Regions from separate parts of the Mus musculus genome. Here region 2 is linked to region 1. The links are chromatin loops, found by intact Hi-C in ENCODE. Cell type or tissue: heart. All regions are shown on one strand.

Region 1 (8,000 bases):
TTCTATGTTGCCTGGGTCTTTCCTCTAGATCAGAGGTTCTCAACCTTCCAAATGCAGAGACCTTCTAATACAGCTCCTCATGTTGTGGTGACTCCCAATCACAAAATTATTCCTGTTGCTAGTTTATAACTCTAGTTTTGCTACTCTTAGGGATCATGATCTGTGTTTCCTGATGGTCTTAGGGAACCCCATAAAAGGGCCATTTCATCTCCCATGAGATCGTGACCCACAGGTTGAGAGCCACAGCTCTAGAAGGTAGGCTCCATTAGGGTAGTAATTTGGCCTCTTCGTTCCTTGGTGGCATCTCTAGTTGACTCCAAGAGGGCTTGGCCCATAGAGATTCCAGGCAGCATTTGTAATGACTGACAGATGCTGTGAAGCAGCCCTGGTCTCTTTGATGCCTGCCCACCCCAGTGCCTCTGTTGGTAGCTTTCCTGCCTTGGTGTTCTATATTGCAGACTTTACCTTGGTTCAGCAGGGGTTAGGTCTTAACTATACCCCATCCCTAAATATCACAGATAAGCACTATCATTTTCTGGATCCAGGCAGAGCTGGGCTAGACCTCAGGCCCCCAGCCCTCCAGCCTGCTCCCCTGCCTTCTCCATGTGGGACACAGCTCTGCATGGCGTTCCTCTGCCTGTACTGACCTGCACTTTCCAGGTGTGCACTTTCCAGGTGTGCACTTTCCAGGTGTGCACTTTCCAGGTGTGCACTTTCCAGGTGTGCACTTTCCAGGTGTGCTTTCTGGACTCCTGCTCCAGATGTTCATCCCTAAGTAGATCTGCCATGCTTAGCTTCTTGCCCTTTATTTATCATCACCCTGGCTCCACCTGCATCTCCAGTCCTGCTTCTAATACATCTGGTTCTGCTACTGCGCAGCTCTGCCTCTGACATACATGTTTCTGAAGGCCAAGTCTACGATGAAAACTCTTCACTCCAGATCCCTAATCAAGCAGCAGTCCAAGCAAGGGTAGGCACCCGGATGGAGAAGGCATGGCTCTGCTCCTCCTTTAGTTCACTGCCTTCTGATGACTTCACATCTACTCACTATAAAGAACAAGGAAAGGCCTTCCTGGCCATCCTTACCAATGCAATCCAAAATCCAGCCAACGGTCCCATCTCCGCCACAGGCAAGAACACGGAAGTCTGGGGTATCATGAAAGAAGTTCAATCTGGAAAGAAAGGCCACAGTGCTCTTGTTATTAGGTCACTAACACTGTTAATATTTCAACAGGTATCAAGTGTGCAGTGAGTGCATGCATACGTGTGTGTGTGTGTGTGTATGTGTGTGTGTGAGTGTGTGTGTATGTGTGTGTGTGAGTGTGTGTGTGCGTGTGTGTGTACGTGTGTGTGTGTGTGTGTGCGTGTGTGTGTGTGTGTACGTGTGTGTGTGTGTGTACGTGTGTGTGTGTGTGTGCGCGTGCACGCATTTGTGAGTGTGGTGCTGGGGATTGAACCCTGGTGCCCAGCATATGCTAAACAAACTATCAATGAGCTACATGACAGTCTTAGCACGTGACACTTCTGGTCCTCCCCAGTCCCTGGAATCAGATTCTTCCAGGATCGGAAGAGTCACTTAGCACTCTGGAACCAGAATTTACTGTGTAGTGCTCCCAGCTATGGAGAAGAATCAGTTATGTGTGTATATGTATGTGGGGTGCTGACTTCCTAATAGAAGGAGACTCTGACCCAACATTCAGCATGTAGAAAGCCACTTTTGAGAATTCCTCTACGATTTGAGGAATTCTCAGTTTTCACATTTTGGCAACAACACAAAGCATCCCTAATATTTGGACTCCTCTCAGACTCTCCTGACTGCTGTCTCTAATACTACACCTCCTTAAGAGAGGTTCACTTAATTATCTGGGTCTTTATTTTCTCCTCTGAGGGCCCCCTGCCATGGGGAGCGAGACCCCATTTTCCCTGGGAGCATGAAGCCGGAAGAGCAGGACCTGGGGTCCACTGACCTTCTGGTGAGTCTGTGGGTATAATTCAGAGGTTTGTGAACTTGGAAGAGAAAATATAATGTTAATATCTTCTCTGATCTCTAACTGACACTTAGCATTTCTTTCAATTATGAATGTAGACAGCAGACCACAGAGGCTTCAATAGCACCTGCAACTTTGTCACAGTGAATATAACAGCTGTTTCAACACTTCAGTTAGGCTGTACTGTAGGTTCCATGCTATCATTTCTGGAGCTTGTGGCTTTCAGTTTACAGTCATTATTGAACCTGACTATGGGTATTGTTGTTTAGTGTGTTGAGAGAAGACATTCTCTTATGTACCACAAATTTGTCTTTTTAGTTTTGGGTAACCACTTCTCAACATAATTAGCTTCACTGGAAATCACATATTATTTCATATTATGCTTTAGAAAAAAATTATTTTAGATGGAGTTCATACTCTACCAGATTGTGACTGGAGTCCCTGGCAGAAAAAGTCAAGAACCCTTGCTTTGGGGGAAAATGTGACCGATGGACACCTTGAGGTGCCGTTATGTCTCTCTTCCCAGACAGATGGTCTGAGGAGTCCCAGGGGCGCTCTGAGCACGGATGCCTATGTTGGCAAGTCACTATTCTCTCTCCCTTCTCTTGCAGAACCCTACTCCAGGCAGTACATTCTGAGTAGAGGCTCCCGTCAGCTGGACGGCCTGTCTGCGTACAGATAAACAGGCACATTGAAGGTGCTCTGGGCTCAGCAGCCCTGGAAGTAGGCCCTGAGCTTGTCACCCACAGGAAAACCAATCAAAGGCCGAGAAGGCTGTGCTCCTAAAATACCCTAGGAGAGAGCAGGGCCGAAAAGGCACTTGATGTTTTGGTACATGGCGGTGCTATCCGGCAGTAACTGGCAGTAACCAGCAGTAACCGGTTGACACGTGGCTATGTGGCAACTGGGAGAGTCTGGACCGACTTCTGAGTAAATTTTACAGATTGGTGAATGTGCACCTGTGTGTCGTTCTCCTTTTAACTGGGTCTCGTGCTTCCATTTCTATAAATAATCTCCGTGCCAGACAACGGAAAGACAGGGACAGGTTCCATTTTTAGACACCTTACTCCAGCCCCCTTGGAGGAATCTCAATGACTCTAGAGTAGAAATGCAGGTCAGGAGGTGTAAAAGCTCAGATCAGACGTGGAAGTTGGTGCTGGCAGAGCTGCCAGCAGGTGGCACTAGGGCACCACCTATGACTGGCTAAATGGCATCAAGGCCAGCTCCACCCACCAGACCTTCAGATGAGCCATCTATGTCCTGCCCCCTCCCCTCTAACAGCTCTTTCTGTCTGGCTAGGGGTCAGGGAGGTGGGAGAAGGGTTAGGAGATCTGTAATCTCTGCAAAGCTGGGTAATTCAGGGAAAGAATGTTTCAATGACAGAAATGCTCCCATAGCAAAAGACATGACAGACTTGGAGTGACATCATTACACACTACGACGATATCAGCCAAGAGCCTTGCAAGTAAGTCCAAGGAAGTCAGCAGTGTGACCTCCCTGTCCGTCCAATGACTGGGTCATAGTTTCCCTCTGACATCAACACCTCCTTCAGAGACAAGGTAGACAGGGCAACTTCCTAAATAAGAACCAGGGCCAAGGTGAGGGGTAGGCAGAAAAAGCCAGGAGACAAAGAAAGGTGTTTTCTTCAGAGACCAAAGCAGGGCAGAGTGAAGACGACTGTCCATACCCTGGTGTAGGTCCCCCATTGTCCAGGTTGAAAACTTGTTCGGGGTTGAGCAGGTAGTGAAATTTCCGAAGAATTCTACAGGGGAAAAAACACAATAGAGGCGAGAAATGGTAAGGTAGTAGTCACATGGGGGCAAATACCTTTGGACCCATCTGTGGTGAAATCTGCCAGTTGTTTAAACCTAAGACAGGGAGTGATGGGTGCAGACCCGCTATCCCAGTACACCTAGCATCCCCATATCCTTCCCTCTGGCCAAAAGCTGCCCCTCCATCTGACTCCAGCCCCACCCTATGGACTGCTTATTGCTATGGGAGAGAATAGGACTGCTGTCCTACATAGTTTCCTTCCTGTTAGAGACCTCTGGGTATTCTGCATGGTTTAAGTAGGGTGATTTCATCTATTGTTGACTGTCCAGAGGTGCTGAAGGCCCCCAAGGAGTGGGCCCAGCATCCTCATAAGAGTACATGCAGGAGGAGGTGGGGCTGGAGGCAATGGCTATGTCTGGGTTTGGTTTCTAGGCTCTACCTTGAGACTAGCTCAGGCTAGAGGTGGGGTCCTCATAGTACTTGGCCCTACCTAATTTTATTTTTTCTAAGCCTGAAATCCTGCTCTCTGTACCATCTGCTCATTTCCCAGACTGAGCAGGCCTGGGAGGCAGAGTGCTTCTGTCTGCCCCCCATGTCTTCCCACCCCGCTGAGCTTACTCCAGTTTCGCCCAAACCTGCGTTTCCTTCACTGATACGGTGGGGTTGGGGCTAGGCCAGGTAGTCCTAAGCAGGTGAACCTCACCAAGTCTTTTAAACCAAGAAGAGACTTGTGATGGCATAGGATAAAACAGGTCCCTTAGAACTTGATTCTAGCGACCTTTACCGGGGCTCATGTGGCAGGTCCAAGGCTAAGCACTAGGTCTATTCTAATCCTTAAGGTAACCTGTGAGAGGTAATATCATTGCTATCATGTCGCAGGGGCGGAAACTGAGGCACAGGCTATTAACTCACCTGGGCCAGATGATGAGCTGGCCACGGGTCCATGTTTTTTTGACTGTACAGTCTACTATGTTGGGGCTGAGGGAAGGAAGGGGGTTGGGTCGGGTTGTTTTAGCCTATTTTAAAAGAAAAGAGGACCTACCTTTCTCCTTGTCTTCCTCCACTCTTGGGGTTCACCAGGACCAGCAGGGGATGCGTCCCCGGGCTAGGGATGATCTTATACTTAAAAATGAGAAGAAAGAGATGTGAGCTTTATTCAGTCGTGACATGAGATGAAAGCAGGTGGATGGGAGGCAGGCCCAGGCGTGGAGGAGAGGAGGGGGGCTGCTTGTCTGCCGGCTGAGCTTCCTGGGGGAGACATGGCTGATTCCAGCCCAAGGGACTTTTAAAGGGGGGCTAATGGCAATGAGGGTTGGAGGTCGGGATCAGAGCGGAATGACACCCGCTTAAAATTATACCTACAACACGAGATCAAAATAGTCTAGCATAGCAGTTCTCAACCTTCCCAATGCTGCAACCCTTTAATACAGTTCCTCATGTTGTGATGACCCCAACCACAAATGTATTTTGTTACTTCATAACTGTAGTGCTGCTACTGTTATGAATCAATACAGATATCTAATATGCAAGATGTCTAGTTTGTGGCCCCGAGGGGTCTCGACCCACAGGTTGAGAACCACAGGTCTAGAGGGTACATCCAACAACATCCATGAATGCCCTTGGGGTGCTCAGGGCCCAGCACTATCCAAATCCTCATGGCCACACCCAATGTTCCTCCTCTCTGTGGGGTCCGTCCTCTTCTGATGCCTCAGTCACTGCTGAGGTTACCTCAACAATGGTACCACACTAGCAGGCCCAGACAGCTTGTCTTTTCCATAAGCCTCGCTGTTCCTCTTGGAATGTCCTTTTCCGGTTGGTTACTCAGCTGGGCATCCAGGGGGAGATCCCGACCTGCCAAGTCCTTCCCTTAGAATTTCTCTGGCAGCCACCATGATCCCCATGCCTTTGAGGCCTTTCCTACCCACACTGTATCCTCCATACCCCCACCCCAGTTCCTTTCTGGGACACCACATCAGTCATGCCACTCCTAACGCACCTGTAACAGCACCCTGATGCTCCCAGAATCTGACCCTAATCTCTAAGACTTCTCAGCCTTGCCCCTTTCTTCTGTGCTCTCCTTGCTCCTCCTGTCCCACAGTGACCAGCCTAGCAGCCGGCTGGCACCCTCCAGTGAGAAGTTCCTACTGCCATCCTCCAGTGAGTGTGTCTACCCATGCTCACACTCTTTTGCTCTTATCCTATGGCTTGAAATACTCTCTCCTTTGTAACTTCTTAAAGAGATCCAGAATAAGCCAGGAAGTGGTGGCACATGCCTTTAATCCCAGCATTTGGGAGGCAGAAACAGGTGGGTGTCTGTGAGTTCTAGGACAGCCTGGTCTACAAAGTGAGTTCCAGGCCAGCCAAGCTACAGAGAAAACCTTTCTTTAAAAAATCCAGAAGAGCCCATGGCCATCGCCTCTGTGACTTGGCCCTCAACCAGAGCAACTAAAAACTACTGCAGTGTGACCCGGGTAGTATATCCTGCTGCAATGTGACCAGGGTAGTATATCCTGCTGCAGTGTGACCCATGTGGTATATCCTTTGCAGTGTGACCCGTGTAGTATATCCTACTGCAATGTGGCCTGTGTAGTATATCCTACTGCAATGTGACCTGTGTAGTGTATCCTGCTGCAGTGTGACCTGTGTAGTATATCCTGCTGCAATGTGACCCATGTACTATACCCTACTCGATGTGACCCATGTAGTATATCCTACTCAATGTGATCTATGTAGTATATCCTACTGCAATGTGGCCTGTGTAGTATATCCTACTCAATGTGATCTATGTAGTATATCCTGCTGAACTGTCACCTGTGTAGTATATCCTACTGCAGTGTGACCTGTGTAGTGCAGCCTACTGCAGTGTGACCTGTGTAGTATATCCTACTGCACTATGACCTGTGTAGTATATCCTACTGCAATGTCACCTGTGTAGTATATCCTGGAGGGTTTATGTTTCTTTCTTTGCATTTATTTTTTGTCTTTCATTTGTCGGTGAAATCTCAGGCCTCCAAGTGGATCGGAAACACTGAGAGCAGATGGAGCTTCTATGAGTCCCATGGTGCCTGACACAGCAGTGAGCACTCAGTCAATTTCTGCGGATTCAGCTGAATGATATTCCCACACAGAGATACAGCTTGGCTTCGTGGTCAATATTTAATGCCTGCATTTGTTAGTTTTAAACTTCACACCTATCACAACTTACAGGTTTGCAAAGTGCAGTGTTTGTTGTTTATGATCTTAATTCTCTTGTCTCCTAGGGTAATTGTGTGATACTCAGAAGCATTTTGGAGCCAGGGTGTAGGCCCTTAAGTCTGGGGGATGATATTAAAGTACTCCATAGGGCTGGTGAGATGGCTTAGTGGGTAAAAACACCCGACTGTTCTTCCAAAGGTCCGGAGTTCAAATCCCAGCAACCACATGGTGGCTCACAACCATCCATAACGAGATCTGACGCCCTCTTCTGGTGTGTCTGAAGACAGCTACAGTGTACTTACATACAATCAATAAATAAATCTTTAAAAAAAAAAAAGTACTCCATAGCCCATATTGCATGGGACCTGCCAGTGAGATTGATGCCAGTGTGGACAACTTATATCTCTTGTCTCTCTTGCCTCTCTCCCTCTCCCCCTCTCCCCCTCTCTCCCTTTCCTCTTCTCTCTCTCCCTTTCCCTCTCCCTCCCCCCCTTCTCTCTCCCTCTCCCCCTCTCTCTCCCCCTCTCCCTCTCTCTCCCTCTCCCTCTCCCTCCCTCTTTCTCTCCCTCTCTCTCTCCCTCCCTCCCTCCCTCCTTCCCCCCTCCCCCTCCCTCTCCCCCCACTCTGTGTATCTGTACGTCTTTCTCTGTTTGTGGTATCTGGACTCTTCTACAGGTATCTAGAACCTTCTCTTTTGAGCTTCTAGAGCAGTGGTTCTCAACCTGTGGGCCATGCTGTGTGTCGCATATCAGATATCCTGCATATCAGATGTGTACATTATGATTCATAACAGCAGCAACATTGCAGTTATGAAGTAGCAACAATGTCACGTTATGGTTTGGGGAGTCACCACAGCATGAGGAAGGTCTGGAGCATCCTTGTCAGCTGTGGCCCACATCGTTTTCATCTTGCATCTTCAATCTCAACTGGTCTTGTAATTTCAAAGCACACAATCTCATGATCCCAGTCTTACAGCACTGGGGGAGGCAGGCTGTCTAGTGGTACTAAGCCCACTCTTAACAGAGGGAAACGTAAGCTCGGAGG
Region 2 (8,000 bases), 240 kb after region 1:
AGGAAGTAGACTCCATATTTGGGAAGTACTCAGTCTTATCTCAGAAGAATGCTTGAGATAGAAGAAAGCTAACAAGGTTTTAGGATAGCTCTGCCTTTGCTTTCCTGAGATGCTGTTTCAGAGAAAACAATTAAAGGTAGGTGGAGTAAATTCAGGATAATCACTTCGCTGTCGGAGTGAGGTTGATGGCAGCCCTTGACTCTGACAGCAGCGAGAAAGAGCCCTACCCAGAAGGACTGAGGTTTATGAATAGAGGATAGAATTGGCTTTTTGGCCTTTAGTATCAAATGCCTGTAAAATCCCTTTTAAGCAGAGTTAAGAAGTGCACCTGTGGCTTGAAGAGCAATGACCGCCTCTCTGAATCAGGGCATTAACTGACAAATCTGTTGTTTTATGTTTGCCTCCCTCAGACTGTGTGTAGCCGTCCCGACAGCGCTCTCCTGGATTGCTGTCAGCGTTTTCTGATGGCTCGGAACACATTGTGATGAATGCCCAAGGAACAAAGCAATGGTTGCTATGGATGAGGAGGCCGTCAATAAGTGTGCTACCACAGCCTCAGTTTCCCCAGTGGAATGTGACTGGTAAGATCTCTGAGGTCATTGCCAGAGACAGCTCTTCTAAAAACCATGTCAGTAACATTGGGTATTGGCCAATGTTTTCAGTGTCCTTTCTGGCCCAATGTGTTCAGTGGTGAGCAGTTGGTGTGGGGCTCTTATATGGGAGATGAGGTGAGTTAGCTTCTTGGCAGAGCGGCAAGGTCCAGAACTGACAGTCCAGTCAACTACGGGGCTGGGGCCCTCAGCAGCTGTGTGCAGTGTCCCATCCTTTCCCCTCAGTGTGCATCTGCCTTACATTTCTCAAAGTCCTACTGGCTACATGAGAAGATTATAGATATGTAGTATGCATTGGCATTTAATGTGTCATTTGGGGGAAAGACCCTAGAAGACATGAGCTTTGTCATCTCTTTAAAAGGCAGGTAATTTGAGCATCTCCCTGAAATCTCAAATACCCTCTAGCACTCTAGGGATGGATGCTGTGTCTGCACCAGGACTCAGTGAGCCTCAAGACTGTCCAACTTCCTTTCAAATACCGCAGTGAGTTCTTTTACTGCAAACCCACAACATCTGGATCTTAATTGAGGGACATTAGGCCGTGGCTTGGCTACTCACAAGTAACAGGCCTGGTTTTATTGCTTGTTGTCCATAAGGATCCTCTTTCTGGAGAGAAGCTGAAGTGGGAGCCTACACCCCCACATTTTACATTGGTTGGGGTCCTTCCCTCACTCACACTGCACTCAGACCTCCAGCTACTGAGCTGAATGAATGAGCTGGAAATTAAACAGTGGCTTCTGAAACCGAAATGTCTTCAACAAAGCTCTACTGCTATTGGCCACATGGTGGATGCGATCCATTTTAAAAATGTTTTCTTACGTCTCAGTTTTCTTAATTGTAACGTGTAGACAGACTACTATTCTTAAAGGGTGGGGTGAGAAGAAACAGATCATTAGTATAGGTGCGCTCCGTAAAGGGCAGCTCCGATTTTTGGTGTTGTTGAGTTAATGCAAAACACAAACAGAAAGAGCCTCTATGTGGAAGTGAGATTTCCTAACCTTCTATGCAGTCTTACTTGAATGCACTTTCTTATCTGAAAGATGAACTGCTCCGTGTAAATGCCCACTGTGGAGGGAGCCCAATTGCTGGTCCCTAAAAGCAATTAAGAAGAGGCACAATAGTCAACGATGGGATGCATTCCAATGCTTTTATTTACGTTGTCTATTTGGACCACAAGCCAGACAGCAGAGTTCAGCCCTCAAGTTCAGCCCTCAGGGAGAACTCTATGGTCCCACTCCAGGCCATCACTCCACAATGCGGCGGAACGACTGGATAGCGGGGGATGCCGCACCCCAATCGACGGGCTTCCGGTACTCCTTCTTATCCAGAAGATACTGTCTGCCACGGTAGTTGGGTAGCTCATAGAAAATCCAGGTGCCTTCTACCACCTTACAGGAATGAATCTCTCGCAGGTGAAACTGCTCCATGATAGAAGGACAGTCTTCCGTGGTTTCGTACATCTGACCGTTGAAGTCGCCCTTTTCAAAGACCTGAATCTTAGCCTGGCCTCCGCTAGACTGAAAGCAACAACAAGACCAACAAAAAGAAATGAACAGCCATTGTTACAGAAATCATTAGCATGTCAGGAACTCGGGGACAGCTTGGTGCACAGCCTCTCATCCTTAAGGGAGGGTCATCAGAACTCTGGTTGCCACCATGAAATACCAAAAGGGTGGACTAGCACAATTGCGATAAACATCTATGAGGGAGAGAGAGTCCTTGAACAACTAGTATTTACTCTCTACTTGATCTCAGCCACGAGGCTGAGAAGTAATGCCATTTAGTCTACTGATGAAGTAAACTAAGATTCTTATTTCATTCAACGAAGAAGAGGTAGGAAGACTTAGGAAAGGGCTGTGGGGAGACGGGAGTGGATGGAGAGATAGCTCAACAGTTAAGTACATGCAGCTCTACCAACAGACCGAGTTCAGTTCCCAAAAGCTCCATCCAGCAGCCCATATCTAATCTGCCTGTTAACTCCAGCTCTAGAGGAGCCAACACCCTTCCCCAGCCTCTGAGGGTACCTGCATGCAAATGTGTGCGAACACACACACACACACACACACACACACACACACACACACACACACTCATAAAAACAAAATCTTAGCCAGGCGTGGTAGCACACGCCTTTAATTCCAGCACTTGGGAGGCAGAGGCAGGCGGATTTCTGAGTTCAAGGCCAGCCTGATCTACAAAGTGAGTTCTAGGACAGCCAGTGCTACACAGAGAAACCCTGTCTCGAAAAAACAAAACAAGAAAACAAACAAACAACAACAACAACCAAAACAAAAAAACGAAAGGAAGGAAAGATGCGGGGTCGTGGCCACATAGCAAGCTTCCAGACTCACCAGATGAACAGCTCGGCAAGAGCCCAGGCGGTCATTAAGGCCCATCCAACGCTGGTATTCAGGGTACTCGCCCTGGGGTAAGATGTACATGTGCCCGGAGAAGTTGGGCCTTTCATACACAGCCCAGGTGCCTCCCTCTACTCTAATGGAGTTGCAGCGACTTAGGTACGAGCGGAAGTCTGCGCAGTCGCAGTCGCAGTCATAGCGGCGGCCTTGAAAATTTCGGTCTTCGTAGAAACTAATCTGCACACAGAGCACTGAGTGAGCTGAGGAGCTGGGCGGCTTTGCACACAGATAAAAGCGACAAGCACACTGTCGAATTAGATTGGCTTTCCTTCTACTGTGAAGAAAAGCACACAGTTCTACTTTACCTCACATTTGGCTTCTGGCAATCTTATCAACAAATGGGACAAGAACTTTCTTAAAATGGAACAGAATAAAAGAATGTCCTGATAGAAGCCAGTAGTTTTGGACCAAGTGGCATATTTAAAGTTCCCATAGCCCTCTACTTACCACAGTATATTATAAATGTCTGCTTATGCGCCGGACCCGCCCGCCCACCAGACTCCTCTTAGATTCTCCCAAGGGTAAAGACTTGGACCCAAGGGTAAAGACTACAGATCACCTGGACCCAGAAACAGCCAACAACGCCTCAACAAATGCGCCGTGAAGATGACCACGTCATGAATGGGCACAGGTACAGACGAAAACACATCATGACTGCAATTCGGAGAGATTGAGGCAAAAGTATTCTTTGCTTCGAAGTCTTACCAGTTTCTACCACAGGACCTGGAGTGTCTTGTGGCACTGGGAACAAGTTGCCACGGAGAGCCAGACATAAGCCCGTGCTCTTGAACTACTCCTGCTGAATCAGCCCGGCTATCCTGGGGATCCAGGATATCCAGTAAGGCATTCCTGGGGACGTCGGTTTCCCACTGGTCCAAAAGCATGACCCAAATACACTCACTGTAAATGTATAGTAATTCAAACCAGAGCTCAGAATGCTTTCTAGTTGAAATCGGGGACACCTGATAGGAACACTGGGGGTTCATAAATCGTTTCTGAATATCACTGTGAAATAAAAAAAAAAATAGGTCCCCCCCCCCCCCCGTTGATCAGTAATGCCTCAATCAGAAAAATACTAATTATTAGGAAAGGGAGAAGTGTTAATTTCTTGGCGTTATGCTGCCACCTTGTGGCTGATTTGATTTATCGGCTTGGCAGAAAAGCGTCGTCGTAAAGGTGCAGAGGCAGGTAGTCCTCGATTTTTTTGGTGAGCTTAGCAGGGTAAGTAGCTTTCCAGAAGCAAAGAGCACAAGACGATAAAGATGCATAAAATACGTGAGGCACACAGCCTACCATAGGAACTAGGGAATAGTGAGCGTCTGGGGTTCCCTCGTGCCTGTAAACGCCAAGAGCAAGAGGATAACGCAGGGAGCTGCAATGGGAGAGCACTCTCAAGGAGCCCAGGGGGTGGTGACTCATTAGATGGAGAGAATGCACAGATTCCCAAAGGGCACACGATCCTTTCTTCAGTCCTGGGTGACTCTTCAGCAGGTGGCACACCCAGAGTTGTTTCATTCTGCCTTAATCCTTCCGGTTCCCTTCCTGTCCCGATTCTCTCACCTCTATTTCCTGTTCCCTAAAAAAACCAAACAAAACCACACACACACACACACACACACTCATTTCATTTCCTCTCTTCAATTTTGTTTTTCTGCTCCCTCGCTCAGTTTAGCACAGGTGAGTTAGAGGTATATGATACCTGTTTACAGATGAGAGGGAAAAAATTCCAGCACCGCTTACTAGCTATGTGACTTTGAACAGAGCATCGAGCCTTCCAAATCTGCAAAACAAAGTAACAGTGCCTTTCTACAGAGGGTGGCCTGAGGGTAAAATAGTAGTCAAGTATAATACTTGACTCAAAATTGCCAATGAAGAAGGGGCTTACCCAGCTGGAGGAGCTACAGGCAATTAAATGGATCCTGGGAAAGGGAGAGTCATATTTCTGGGTGGAGAAGACATTGGTTCTCATCATTCCTAATGCTCTGAAGATTTGATACAGTTCCTCATGTTGTGGTGACCTTCATCCTTTAAATCATCTTGTTGCTAACTTTGTAACTGTAACTGTGCTACTGTTATGAATCGGAATGCAAATAGTTGATATACATGGTATCTGTGATCACCACAGGTTGAGAACCACCCCTCCAAGCTGTCTTGCTCAAGTAAATAACTCACAGCCATGCTCAGGCAAGAAACCCTAATGACATGCAATGGGGCACACACACACACAGACAGACAGACAGACAGACAGACACACACACACACACACACACACACACACCTTAGCACACCCTACACAAAGCTAGGAAGCGGGATACAGGAAAGAGGCTTGCTGGGCGTGGAAGAGGAATGGGAGAATGGGAGATGAATGTGACCAAAGTACATTTTACCCATGTGCAAAACTGTGAAACACATTTGAAAAACCATTTAAAATACATCTGGTTTAGTCTGTATGTTAAGTGTTTTCAGGGCTGTTTGGTACTGGGTAACCAACTGGCGTGCTCTTCTCTGGGGCAGCCTGTTTCTTCTGCTCTCCGAATTCCTTAGTTGCCTGTAATTCTTTGGTTAGGGCTGAGGTCCCCTGAGCTCTCCTCCTTTCACCTTAGCATGTCTGTTAATGTTGTCCTTGTGCAGGTCATATTTAGGCAGCCAAGGATTAATACTTTAAAGAGCAAGCTGTTCTCATTGTTACGGACAGAGATAATTTCCAAAGGCCACTACCTATTCAAGGATAGCTATAGCCTGTAGAGTGTCGAGTTTATGTGGGCCATTTTCTCTTTCTTCCATCTTCCCACCCACATGATGTGACTTAACAAGGCAGCATTTGCTCTCTGAACACTTGGTGGGACTGGCCCTGCACTCATGAGCCTTTGTATTGTGACTGATGAAGGGATCTTCAAGAAAATCCAGTAACTTCTCCAAGAACGGACAGGTTCTACAGGACTTCATCTCTATGCTGAATTGACTTTTGAGCCAAAAATGATTTTGTGAGAGCTAAAGAAAATATGGGATGTGTTTTAGTTCATTGATTCCCAACATTTATGCCTCATCTGCACATTTGCCTTATACCAATGTCCGGGACATGAAATATGCACAGGGCCACCATGTTGGATACCTTCCCAGGCTAGCCAGCCATTCCATGTCAAACCAAGTGTGCATTTGTTCTTAATGGAGTCGTTTCTGGGCTCCAGCCCAAACTCTCTGTTCAGCGGATGAAGGCTGCTCCATCTATGCACAATTCCTACTTATAAAAGAAATGTGGAAGCCATCCAGTCTATATCCATCCATTCTATAGCCAATGGAGAGATTGTGGTCTTTTCACATAAAATTTGGAAGAGAAAAAAAATCAACATCAAATGCTGGTTTTCCTAGAAATCACTATAAAATCCCTGTCACATTTAGTTTTGAAAAATAGCCTACCAACCCAAGCAGAAAGAAAAATATCTCGATTATCTCAGTGGTTAATGAAAATATGCCTAACAAAACCTGTTGTTCTTGCTGAGCCCATGGTGCCGCTGATCAATCCAGTGACAAGATGGTGAGAACAGAAGGGTAGAGAGAAAGAACGGGTATTTATTTACATGATGTCTATGCATCAGCCTTCCCTCAAGGCTCTTCAGACTTTTCAGTAGGACCAAGTGATGTATATTACAGCACTGGACATCTGTCTGTCTGGATGTGTGCTGTATCTGTCAACTGAGGAAAAAGTGCTCAGGCACAGAACCTTAGGTTAACAGCCACCTCCTAACCCCATGCACTGGAAAGCATACAGTATCACCTGCATAACTTCTTGCTAGCCACAGTCTAAAGATGAGGAAACCGTAAGATGAATCTAGATGGGGTTTCTTCAACCCACCTGGCCTGAGCTTTGTAAAGTGTCCATGTCTCAGGAACAACAAAAGCTGAAGACTCTGTGGTACAGGCTCAGGAGAGGGAAAGACCCGGAGCAAAGACAAATAATCAACTAACTGCATGTACCATGTGACCGTACATGCTCTATCACCCACACCATGTGACCGTACGTGCTCTATCACCCACACCATGTGACCGTACGTGCTCTATCACCCACACTTCTGGGGTCAACTGGAGAGGCGAAGTATGATCTGGATGTCGGGGATCTGTTTATTCAAGGGGGGGGGGAACTTTGTCTTTAGGAGATACGTATTTAAATATCTGTCATCAATGCAATGAAGTCAGCTACTTTTCAAATGGTACAATGGAGATTCACCAAATGTTAACAATTGGATTCACTGCATATTTCTCTTAAGTCTTCCAAGATTAGTAAATCTAAAAGCAAAGAGTTGGCGGGGCCCAGTGGGGGGATCAGGCACTGCACAGTGCCTCGGCCCTCCAGAGTTATTGACTACTACAGAAGCAAACCCCCTGAGCAATCACCTTCCGACAAGCAGTTGGGTCAAACGTTGGTGAAGATTCTGCCTAGAAACAAGAACCACTTGAATGCAGAAGTGCTGTAAGATTTAGTTCACTGGCCTGGCCTCTCCGCTGGCCTTTTGGAACAGTAGCATGTGAGGCTAAATTACCGAGAAAAGAATGCTGACTACTGATGTTTTCTACTGTAGTCTTTGCCATGTTCCACTCCTGTGAGATTTACATCTCCAGCTGCCGGAAGGCAGCCCTTGCAACGGTTCATGTAGTACCTAGCACAGCATCCATCACTAACAGTAACTCTTTAACGTGGTGTTAGATGATTCTATTTGACTAGAAAACAAGCCTTTTCCATCTTCTCTCCCCAGGATTGTCCCTCAAGCACTAGTTTACTCATCTCAGGGCAGTGAAGCAACAGCTCTGCTTTGAACGTGCCCCTGGATGAGAAACAGTTACTTACCTTGCCTCCAGTTTTAGACATTGTATGTGCAAAGGTTGATTCCCGCACTACTGAGAGAGATCCAGGGCAGCTCCAGGACTACAGGCAGAGGGACATTTATAGAGGGCAGTTCAAATCAAACATCTGCTT

What was found. Peaks named below come from ENCODE experiments on the same cell type or tissue, not always from the same donor. Only the 100,000 strongest peaks of a DNase experiment are listed, where the experiment ranks them.
Region 2: a loop joins it to region 1, with 8 times the contacts of the local background. A loop is called at or near these places in 39 of 42 quality-filtered maps.

The regions. Positions count from the first base shown.
Region 1 is chr16:22,561,612-22,569,611 of GRCm38, forward strand. Dgkg (diacylglycerol kinase, gamma) reads right to left here. Exons shown (of 25, transcript NM_138650.2): 15 at 4,804-4,883; 16 at 3,676-3,750; 17 at 1,087-1,172. Gm15651 (a long non-coding RNA gene) reads left to right here. Exons shown (of 3, transcript XR_384735.4): 3 at 1,562-1,572. Among named protein-coding and RNA genes, the nearest start is that of Gm41433, 19 kb to the right of the region's middle. In heart, a CTCF peak has its summit at 3,154 (motif pointing right); DNase peaks (open chromatin) are centred at 2,730 and 3,140; H3K4me3 peaks cover 533 bases; H3K27ac peaks cover 1,756 bases.
Region 2 is chr16:22,803,464-22,811,463 of GRCm38, forward strand. It overlaps Crygs (crystallin, gamma S), which reads right to left and starts at 7,947. Exons shown (of 3, transcript NM_009967.2): 1 at 7,872-7,947; 2 at 2,963-3,205; 3 at 1,740-2,128. The coding sequence starts at 7,892. The coding sequence ends at 1,856. Gm30416 (a long non-coding RNA gene) reads left to right here. Exons shown (of 4, transcript XR_875953.3): 3 at 411-581. In heart, a CTCF peak has its summit at 4,174 (motif pointing left); no DNase peak of the experiment used is centred here; H3K27me3 peaks cover 1,062 bases.